2 separate regions of the Homo sapiens genome follow, and region 1 is linked to region 2. Evidence: read pairs that join two places in POLR2A ChIA-PET (ENCODE). Cell type or tissue: A673. All regions are shown on one strand.

The links. ChIA-PET counts read pairs that join two places held together with the same protein. Peaks named below come from ENCODE experiments on the same cell type or tissue, not always from the same donor. Only the 100,000 strongest peaks of a DNase experiment are listed, where the experiment ranks them.
Region 1: POLR2A ChIA-PET joins it to region 2 with 5 read pairs; 1 of 35 experiments calls an interaction of 5 or more read pairs at or near these places.

What each region holds. Positions count from the first base shown.
Region 1 is chr13:20,874,561-20,879,560 of GRCh38, reverse strand. All of the region lies in intron 1 of XPO4 (exportin 4), which reads left to right. Among named protein-coding and RNA genes, the nearest start is that of XPO4, 26 kb to the left of the region's middle. In A673, no CTCF peak of the experiment used is centred here; no DNase peak of the experiment used is centred here; H3K27ac peaks cover 702 bases.
Region 2 is chr13:21,229,424-21,234,423 of GRCh38, reverse strand. No RefSeq gene overlaps it. Among named protein-coding and RNA genes, the nearest start is that of LINC01046, 2.6 kb to the left of the region's middle. In A673, a CTCF peak has its summit at 2,089; DNase peaks (open chromatin) are centred at 2,023 and 2,743; H3K4me3 peaks cover 896 bases; H3K27ac peaks cover 3,398 bases.

The sequences.
Region 1 (5,000 bases), 350 kb after region 2:
TCTTGGAAATGTTTATGAAAAACTCTGAAGCCTGGATTCCTCCAAGTGCCTAGGTACATAGACAACACAGGACTACTTTAATTTTATTGGCTTCAAGTTTTTTGGACAACATGGGTCCTGTTGTGATGGGCAAGAGACCTGTCATAGGCCTGCTTGTGGGTATTCATTGTCTGAAGTAATTTACGCTCTTCCATCTATTGTTAAGGTCCAGACCGGCAAGTTAATCCTTCCCTCCCTTCTCCCTTCTTTTTCTCTTCCCTGGTCCCCCTCCTTCCGGTTTGTTTTGTTTGTTTTTTAAATAGTTTACCCTTGCGCTGAGGATCCCAGCTTTATGTGGAGGGATATCTTGTTAGATCCCTACCTGAGATGGGCCCTGGCTTTAATCTCCTGTCTTCTTTATGCTAGGCAGCTGTCAAAATGGAAGTTCAGGGTCACTAGAGGTTGGCACATGTCTCCAGGGTAAACACATGAGTGCTTGCATTCATCTTTGGATCCCTGCGTTCGCTTCTGTTTTAGCTTTTGATGATTCCTTAATTTCTTGTAAGCTCAGTGATGCACTTAAAATTTTTAAGAAATTTTGTCCACCATTTTTGTCTTGTTTTAGCAGAAGAGTTGTTTAAGGTCAGCTGTACTATCGAGAATAGAAGGCCCACTTATTTAAAGAAATGCAAGGTTTTAAATGGACAGAAAAATGCATACAGTAATATAAATTACATTCATATGCCTACCTCCTAGATTAGCAAATGTTCATATAGATGTTTTGCCTACAATCTTTTAAAAATATTAAGATATCACAGATATAATTGAAGCCCCCTTTGAGTCCTGTAGACACTGTTCCCTGCCTCGTCGACCTCATTTTCCACAGAGGCCATCATGGCTTCACAGTTGCTTATCCTTCCTTCCGTGCTTTTATACTCTTCCCGCAAATGTAAATAACATACTATTGAGTTTTAAAAATTTTATATAAATGGTGTATTGTACATGTCTTGTCATTTGCCATTTTCATTCAGAATAATTTTCAGGGTTTATCTAGGTTGGTAAATATAGCTGTAGTTCAATTTTTACTGGCTTTATAAACCAATGTATGACTATACTGCAATGTATTCTCTGTTGGTGGAAATTTAAATTGTTACTTCTTCTTTTTTTTTCTATTATAATGTTGTAGGAACATCTTTGTGGCCTTTGTATGTATGTGGGAAAGGGGAGAAGTTCTCTGGGGAATAAATGTCTAGAAGGTGGTAGAAGTGGACTTGTGCATACCTTGCTGGTTGGGACTATCAACTTTTTCTAGATAAGTCTCAATTCTAAGTGATTGTTCCATTTTATATTACCATTAGCAGTTTATAATGATACCCCAAACTTCCCCAAACACTTGTTAGTTTTTTTTTGAGGTGGCATCTGGCTCTGTCACCCAGGCTGGAGTGCCATGATGCAATCTTGGCTTCAAGTGATTCTCCCAACTTAGCTTCTTGAGTAGCTGGGACTGCAGGTGCGTGCTACCACGACTGGCTAATTTTTGTATTTTTAGTAGAGACAGAGATTTGCCATGTTACCCAGGCTGGTCTTGAGCTCCTGACCTCAAGCCATCTACCTGCCTTGGCCTCCCAAAGTGCTGGCATGAGCCACCATGCCCATCCCCAAACACTTGTTTTTGCACTTAATTTTTATCTAGCCAATGAGTCAGAAATGATAGTTCCTTGTTTTAATTTGCATTTCCATGTGTTACTAGTGAGGTTGAGTGTGTTGTCATGTTTAATATCCATTTTTACTTTCTACTCTGGATTGTCTAGCCTATTGTTCATTGGCAACATTTCTGTTGCATATTTGTTTGGATTAGGTTTGGCAGCATGTAACAAAAAACTAAAATTACAGTGTTTTTTAAAAAGATAGGTTTAGTTTTTCTCACATAAAAAGTATGGAGATAGATAGATATATATGTATATGAATGGTTTAGTGGCTGTAGGATGTCATCAGGGGCTTACAATTCTTCTGTTTTTCTGTTTTACTATTCTTAGAGGATATCTTCAATCTTTTAAGTCTTCTCATGGTCCCAGATGATTAGTAGAACTACAGCTATCATGTCTACTTCTGGGGAACAGGAAAGAAGAGTGTTTCTAGCTGAGTCATCTCCCTTTAGGGAATCCCACCTGAAACTTTGCTAATATCTTATTGGCCAGACTTAATCCCATAGATCCTCCTAGCTAGAAATGGGTCCAGGAAATGTCATTTTAGGTGGGTGGGTGCATTGCTGCTGAGCAAATAAAATTAGGGTCTTGTTACTAAGGAAGGAGAGAAGAGTGAAGGCATAGTTGTCAGTTTCTGCTATAAATTGTCTTTTACTTACTTTTGTGAATGTTGTTATGTTCTGGATATTAATCCTTTGTTAATTATGTCCAGTGCAATTATTGCCTTCTTGAGAGGGGAAGCCAGCTGGACTTCCTGGGTCGAGTGGGGGCACTTGGGGATCTTTTCTGTGTCTAGCTAAAGGATTGTAAATGCACCAATCAGCACTCTGTAAAAACGCACCAATCAGCACTCTGTGTCTAGCTAAAGGATTATATATGCACCAATCAGCACTCTGTAAAATGGACCAATCAGCAGGATGTGGGCATGGACAAATAAGGGAATAAAAGCTGGCCACCCCAGCCAGCAGCGGCAACCTGCTTGGGTCCCCTTACACGATGTGGAAGTTTTGTTCTTTCTTTCTTCACAATATATCTTGCTGCTGCTCACTCTTTGGGTTCGCACCACCTTTAAGAGCTGGAACACTCACCCTGAGGACCAGGAACCCACCAGAAAGAATAAGTTCTGGACACATTCTCATCTGTGACTAGTCTTTCACTTTACTTAATGGTGCCTTTAAATTTAGGAGGTTATGATTTTAATATAGTTCAATTTACTAATTTTTAAAAAGAATTTTTGCTTTTTATTAAGAAATTCTTCCCTACTTTGACATCATACTTTCCTATGTTTTCTTCCTATTAAAGTTTTGCTTTTCATTTTTAAATCTTAAGTTCACCTGGAATTTATTATTATGTACAATATGAGTAACTGTCTACTTTTATGTTTTTCCTTAGAAATTGCCAGTTGTTCCAGCACTATTTAAACAGACTATACAGTCTATTTTTTTTCTCATTGATTTGTCATATGTCATAGGTTTGTTGCTGGGAATTTTCCCCATTCCATTGTTTTTTCTGCTCTAATACCGTTTTTCAAAATTACTATTATGTCTTCATACGTGTTTAGATTTAGTTGGGTATTACCCCCTTCTTATTCTTTTTTTTTTTTTTTTTTTTCCGAGATGGAGTTTTGCTTTCATTGTCCAGGCTAGAGTGCAATGGCGCAATCTTGGCTCACTGCAACCTCTGCCTTCCGGATTCAAGTGATTCTCCTGTCTCAGCCTCCCAAGTAGCTGGGTTTACAGGCATGTGCCACCACCCAGCTATTTTTTTTTTTTTTTTTTTTTTGTATTTAGTAGAGATGGGGTTTCACTATGTTGGTCAGGCTGGTCTCAAACTCCTGATCTCAGGTGATCCACCTGCCTCGGCCTCCCAAAGTGCTGGGATTACAGGCGTGAGCCACCTCGCCTAGCCTCTTTTTTTTAAATTAATTTGACCCTTTTGTGCCTTTACCCTTACATGAGTTAGGATTATCTTGTCATATAAACCCTATTGGGATTTTAATTGGAATCGTATTACTTGTTATAGATTAATTTTGGGAGACCTGTATGCTAGTGCAGTTCTCCTATCAATTATGAGATGAATTCATTAGCAGCATTTTGCAGGTTTCCCAACTAGTGTGCTACAGAAATGGGATTAGAAACCAGGTCTTTCTGGTTCTGTAGCCCTGAGATTGTGTAAAGGGGTTTTTGAGATAGGGCAGGCCTGTTTGTAAACAGAAGGGACCACTGCTAAGGACAACTTTTAAGATAAGAAGGAAAGGAAAGACAAAGAAGGAACCGAGGCTTTATGTGAGAGAGGAGGACATAGATTTAAGAGGCAGTTATGGAGGAGGGAATATTTTGCAAGAAATTGGAGAAGGTGATAGAGGAAGAACATTGGGAGGAAAAGAGACTTTAAAACGGAAGATATGTAAAGGAGCTTATACTAGAAGACTCTTTTTGAAAGGACATCTTTCAAATTTGAAAGGGTAGCTTTGCTAGGGAGACAGGGATTAGGGCAGTGACTCTCAAATTTGTTTTGCTAGAAAGGCCCAAAACCTGAAATTTATAGTACTCTTTGTGGAATATTATGAAATATTGTTATGGCAAATTTAATTTAACAAAATGTTTCATTTTGTGTTAATGGATTTAAATTTAGATAGGATCACTGGTAACCTCCAAAAAGTAAGGAAAGATTATGGAGGGAAAACTGAAAGTTGAGCAAATTTTTATCACTAACTTAAAATTTTTAGTGAATGAGTCAAAGACTACCAGTATTTATGTTTTTGGTTGGTACATCTATCGTTTTCTAATTAGACTATTAAACCATCTGTCTTAGTCAATTTTCTGCTGCAATAACAGAATACTACAAACTGGGTAATTTATAAAGAACAGAATTTTTTTTTTGAGACGGAGTCTCACTTTGTCCCCCAGGCTGGAGTGCTGTGCTGCGATCTTGGCTCACTGCTACCTCCACCTCCTGGGTTTCAAGCAATTCTCCTGCCTCAGCCTCCTGAGTAGCTGGGATTATAGGCACCTGCCATCATGCCCGGCTAATTTTTGTATTTTTAGTAGAGATGGGATTTCACCATGTTGGTCAGGCTGGTCTCGAACTCCTGACCTCAGGTGATCACCCGCCTCGGCCTCCCAAAGTGCTAGGATTACAGGCGTGAGCCACCGCACCCAGCCAAGAACAGAAGTTGATTTGGTTCATGGTTCTGGAGCTGGGAAGTCCAAGAGCATGGTGCCGGCATCTGATGAGGGCCTTCTAGCCGTGTTATCCTGTTGCAGAAGGACAAGTGAGCCATGAGCAAGAAAGAGAGAGAGAAAGAGAAATAGG
Region 2 (5,000 bases):
GGTTAACTTTATGTCGACTCTAAGATAATGTTAGTAAATAAAAAGGCTAATTGGAATTCTCTGTATTCTGATAAGAACTTTTTATTAGTAAGTTATTTGTGCTTTAATGGGCTGCTTGTGGCATGTGGTTGAGTTGTGATGCTTTCCATTACTCATTTTTATTAACACATACAGTAAATATTAAAATAGATCTTGGGAGTGATAACATAGGTAGAAAATGATGGGTGGCTTGTCAGATACAAAATACAGCAGCATACTTACAGATGTGTTCTCATGCCATTTTCAAATTTATATTGGCTATTTTTAAACTATGTCAAGCCTTTCTCTGACTTCTGTTTTACTGTACTGCTGTTCTTGACATTCCCATCCCGCAGCCCACCAGATTGAAATTTTGGTGCAGCTTATAAAAGGTATCCCCAAAGCTAGGACTTTGACAGCCAGTGATATGTATCTTTTTTAAATGTTTCATTCAGGGTAAGCAAATGAGCAACAGCAAGGGAAAATCACATTTTAGTATTTTTCTCCCTGTTAAAGATCGTTTTGTGCTTTTTAACTAGGATACCAGAAAGCAAAGTATTTCAGTATTCCTTTTAGCAAACTACATATACTCAACCAGATTTCTAGTAGCATTTTTCTTCAATGTTTAAAAAAGTGAACTTTTTAAACTTTTACTTTCTATTCTTCTTATCCTTCTGTGATATGTGTACTTTTTGCCCTGTTTAGAATAGATAAAATATAGCTTTAATTTTTCTAAAAACATTAAAATGTTTTTCTAATGGTCTGTAATCTGTAATGTTTCTAGAATTTGGTAGAAAGTCAATTCACTAATTTAATGGATTAGTGTAGGTCAGTTCTTACTGTAAACTTTAAAAGGTATAAGAGCTCCAGGCTAGGTTGGAACTTGTCCCTAAGTCATATTTAGGGAGTTTCTGTTTTATTTTGTAAAAACATTCATCTCACATTTCCTAAAAATGAAATAAGGCAGCAAAATAAAACTCATCCAAGGACTCTGGTTACTTGGGTTTTATAGCTAACTAAGACTTTATTTTGGCTTTCCTTTCCCTTTCATGTTCTGACATGTCCCCAAACGTTTAGGACTAAGAGAATGAGAGGGGAGGCCCAGGCTGGAGAGCTCCTGGACAGGGTCTTGGGGGGGACTTGTCTTTCCTGTACCCCCTGGGATGTCACTGTGTTCCCCCTTAGGGACACCAGGAAATTTCATATGAAGGGACTTTGGTGCACCTCCCACAGGCACTGCTTTGGTTTTATGAATATCGGCTTTTCGGTGTTATGGGATCCTTCTGCTTCAAAGTGAAACTAGTTCTGAAATTTTCAAGTTCAAAAACTTCCATAGGCAAAACTTTTCATGGAAATAAAATATTTTTTTATCCTCATTAAGTAAAATTCAGACATTTGTCAAAAGCAAATATAGCTCTCAAGCCTTGTGGATTATACATTTTTGGTTCCAAAGAATGAGGAACCTCTGGTAGCCCCAGGAATGGGAGATTTTCACACTGTTGTGATTCTGAAGTCACCAACTTAACAACTAGAACCAAACAAAATCAGTGCTGTTCAGTGCCTTCTGACTGTCTGCTTACTCTCCGCTGAGTGCTGAAAAGCCCCAGCCGTGTGTTGCTTAAGGTCCAGTACATTACTGTAGAAAATAAGGTTTGTGGGTTCCTAGTGGTCTCTGTGGACTAACTAGTGGATCTGCTGGCAGCTTGGTAATTTTAGAGGAAATATGAAGTATAAGATCAATTGGAGGCTCACCGAGCCTGGCTGGCAGGTGCTACTTACCCTGCCTGGGAGTCCTGACAGTAGCCCAGGAAGGTTCTTTTAAACTCGTGACTGTATCGACTATTGGGTTATCTGCAAGGAAGAATATATGTAGCTTTTGAAGGAGGCCTTTGGCTGCTACCCCAAGCAAGCCAGCTGCGAATCACTGGCCACGTTTTAACTTTCCGTGTTGTTGCTCCTTGTGTTTGGACTGAGAAATGCATTCAGCAACTCCTCCTTCTATTAATCCTATTGTTACATCTCCAGCCTTGAGATTTGCCAAATGTTGCTCAATGAAACACTCAGAACAGCATTTAGACAAGGCTTTGTGAGACTTTGATGCGGTCTGAGAAATTACGATCTTTCCATCTGTAGATGGGGCTCCTGTTGTTTCCATGTCACAGTCAGCGGAGCTGTGATAGAGTCTGAGCAGCAGCAGCTCAGCTTTCTCCAGCGCACCTTGATGAACCAAAATGTTTTGTTTTTGTTTTAGCAGAGGCATGATCAGCACAGAACCTGTAAGCACTTGCTTGTTCTCACTCACTTCTATTCCGTATGTGCTTTTCCTGCATTCCTTTATTAGAGACCTGTTGGATATCATCATCTTGTTGCCATATTTGCTGAAAGGAATGAATGTGTCCGTGCAGTTTCCCGTTGATCCCTGTCTGGAGTTAGCAGCATGGACCTACCCCAAGCTGTGCTGGCGATGCAGGTTTCACTCATAAAAACAACTTCTCATTACCAGTTGAGGACCAGCCATTATTCCAATATTACATGGATTTGAAAAACAAATTCAGCACCTGAGAATGAAGTGGCACCAGGACCTTTCACAAGCTGCTAAGCATCTGAAAACCTTGATGCTAGTTCAGGCGTCACCACTTAGGAACACATGGCCTAAGGGGAGGCATAGACGATTGCAACTGGATCAGAGATAATGTAGATAATTCCTTACAGCCCAGGCCCACAGACTTGCTCACAGTCACTCAGAATACCCTGGAGGAAAGCCAAAACTAGAGCCCAAGTCTGTGGTCTAGTTTAGGTCTCCAGGCAGCATCGGGCTCCCTCTCGTTTCACATTTTCCAACACTCATGTCCTTGTGAGTGGAGCATGAATAATACTTTTTCTGCCTCCCCAGGAGGGGAAGGGCAAATCAGAGTGCACATGCCAGTCTACTTTGAAAACCCTGAAGCCCTACACTGCCAATGTAGAGCAGCCACGTCCTTCCGTCCGTGTGTCCATCCCCTGGTGCACATCTCGCAGGGCCCCTGGGTAGCCTCGGGGCCCCAGACAGGATGAATCTCAGGCCCTGCCATCAGGGGACTCACAGTCCAAAACAGAAGGCAGGAGTTGGACAAGCAGTGGGGTGCAGCCGCAGGAGCCCAGGGAAGAAAGCCTTGGCTACTAATTCCTTACGGCTGTGGCAAATATCATGGGATCTTAGGGACTGCCTCACAGGGAATGTGCCATTGGAACTGAACCTTGGAGAATAAGCAAGAATTCCCCCAGGTGGAGCAGGTCAGGGGCTGTTGTGGGTAGAATGAAAACATGTGGGCCTCAAAGTCATGGTGTGATTGTAGAACAGTGAACTCTCTGGGTGGTAGAAGGGCCGGGTAGCAGACCTTTGAACCAACATTGTCCTGGAGGTAATGACCAGTTTTTGAAGAAAATAGCAGCTTAATTTTATGAGAAATTTTCATTGCTTAGATTTGCCGGGGAGATGGGATTTCCTTATGGGTTGAGCCTAAATATTGCATTGGAAGGATTTTTCTCTTTTCTTTGTTTTGGCCTCGTTCCACTCTCTTATCAGGATGTGAGATCCAAGGGGACCTGCCACTGGCCAGCTCACACCATTACTCAGGAAGTCCTATGTGGTCAGTGAGCTCCAGTTTGTCCTGTGCTCCCCTAGGCGGTGGGAGTCCACAGCTATGGCCCCAGGTGGATGTCCTGAAGGAAATCAGGTGAAAAGGGGGTTCGTTCATGGAAACTACTTCAGTTTCATCCAGGACAGATCTGTGAGTGCCAACTGAATGTAAAGCCTCTGGTCACACCACTAAAGGCAGGCTTCATAGTGAAGCTGAGCTCATGACAATCCCCCCAAATCCTTCTACACCCCCACATACCCTTCCCCTACTTTATGGTTTTTAGAGACAGGGTTTTGCTCTGTTGCTCAGACTGGAGTGCAGTGGCAGTATCATAGCTCACTGTAGCTGTGACCTCCTGGACTCAAGCCATCCTCCCACTCAGCCTCCTGAGTAGCTGGGACTACAGGGATGTACCACCGCACCCAGCTAATTTTTAAACTATTTTTTGTAGAGACAGGGACTGACTATGTTGCCCAGGCTGGTCTTGAAATCCTAACCTCACGTGATCATCCTGCCTCAGCTTCACAAATCACTGAGACCCTTTCCCTTCTTAAAGGTGAATATATTAATTAACTCTAAAGCCAGGGTTGCTGGCCCTCATCTGTCTTAATGGGACACTTCCTCCATTGTTGTGAATGACAGGAAACAGGTCTTGAAGAAGCTCCATGTCTGAAACAAGGAGTTCCATGGTCATTTATGGTTGCTTCACTAATTAGAAGTCTTTTTTAATGAGGAGAACATTTTCATTTCTCCAAGGGCTTTCTTGCTTTGGGTGGGCCAGAAGGTGTGGTTGGTGGGAGGTGTGGAATGAGACCAAAGATGGGGGTGAGGCCATAAATGCTGAGAGTGGACCTCACCCTCAGGACAGTTGAGGCCTGGCAGGCGGGCCCGAGCAGAGAGGGCAGTGCCACTCATTGGCAGCTTCTCCATCCCAGCTGCACCTGCCCTCACAGCTAGTTGAAGGACAGAGAATGTGGTCTCGTTAACTCACTTGGCGATGGCTTTGTGGTTCTTGTTGCAAACTACAGGTAAATCTCCCAATTGGAGGAACTCTGATGTACACAGTGAGCTGCCTGAAGAAAATTTCCTTTGCACTCACCCTTGGAAAGCATTCTTTCCTTTAGTATAACATTCCTGGATTTAAAAAAAAAATGTTGTTTGCAAATCTTTAAAGCCTGCCTTACTGTTTTAGAAGGAAAGTTTCTAAGATCTGAAGACAATGAAATTGAGACCAGGAAGAAAATGATGGTCCCCTGTTGATATTCCAAGAGGATATGTGTGTGTGTGTGTGAGTGTGCACGTGGGGTGTGTGTGTGTATGTGTGTGTGAGTGTGCATGTGGGTGTGTGTGTATTGTGGAGGG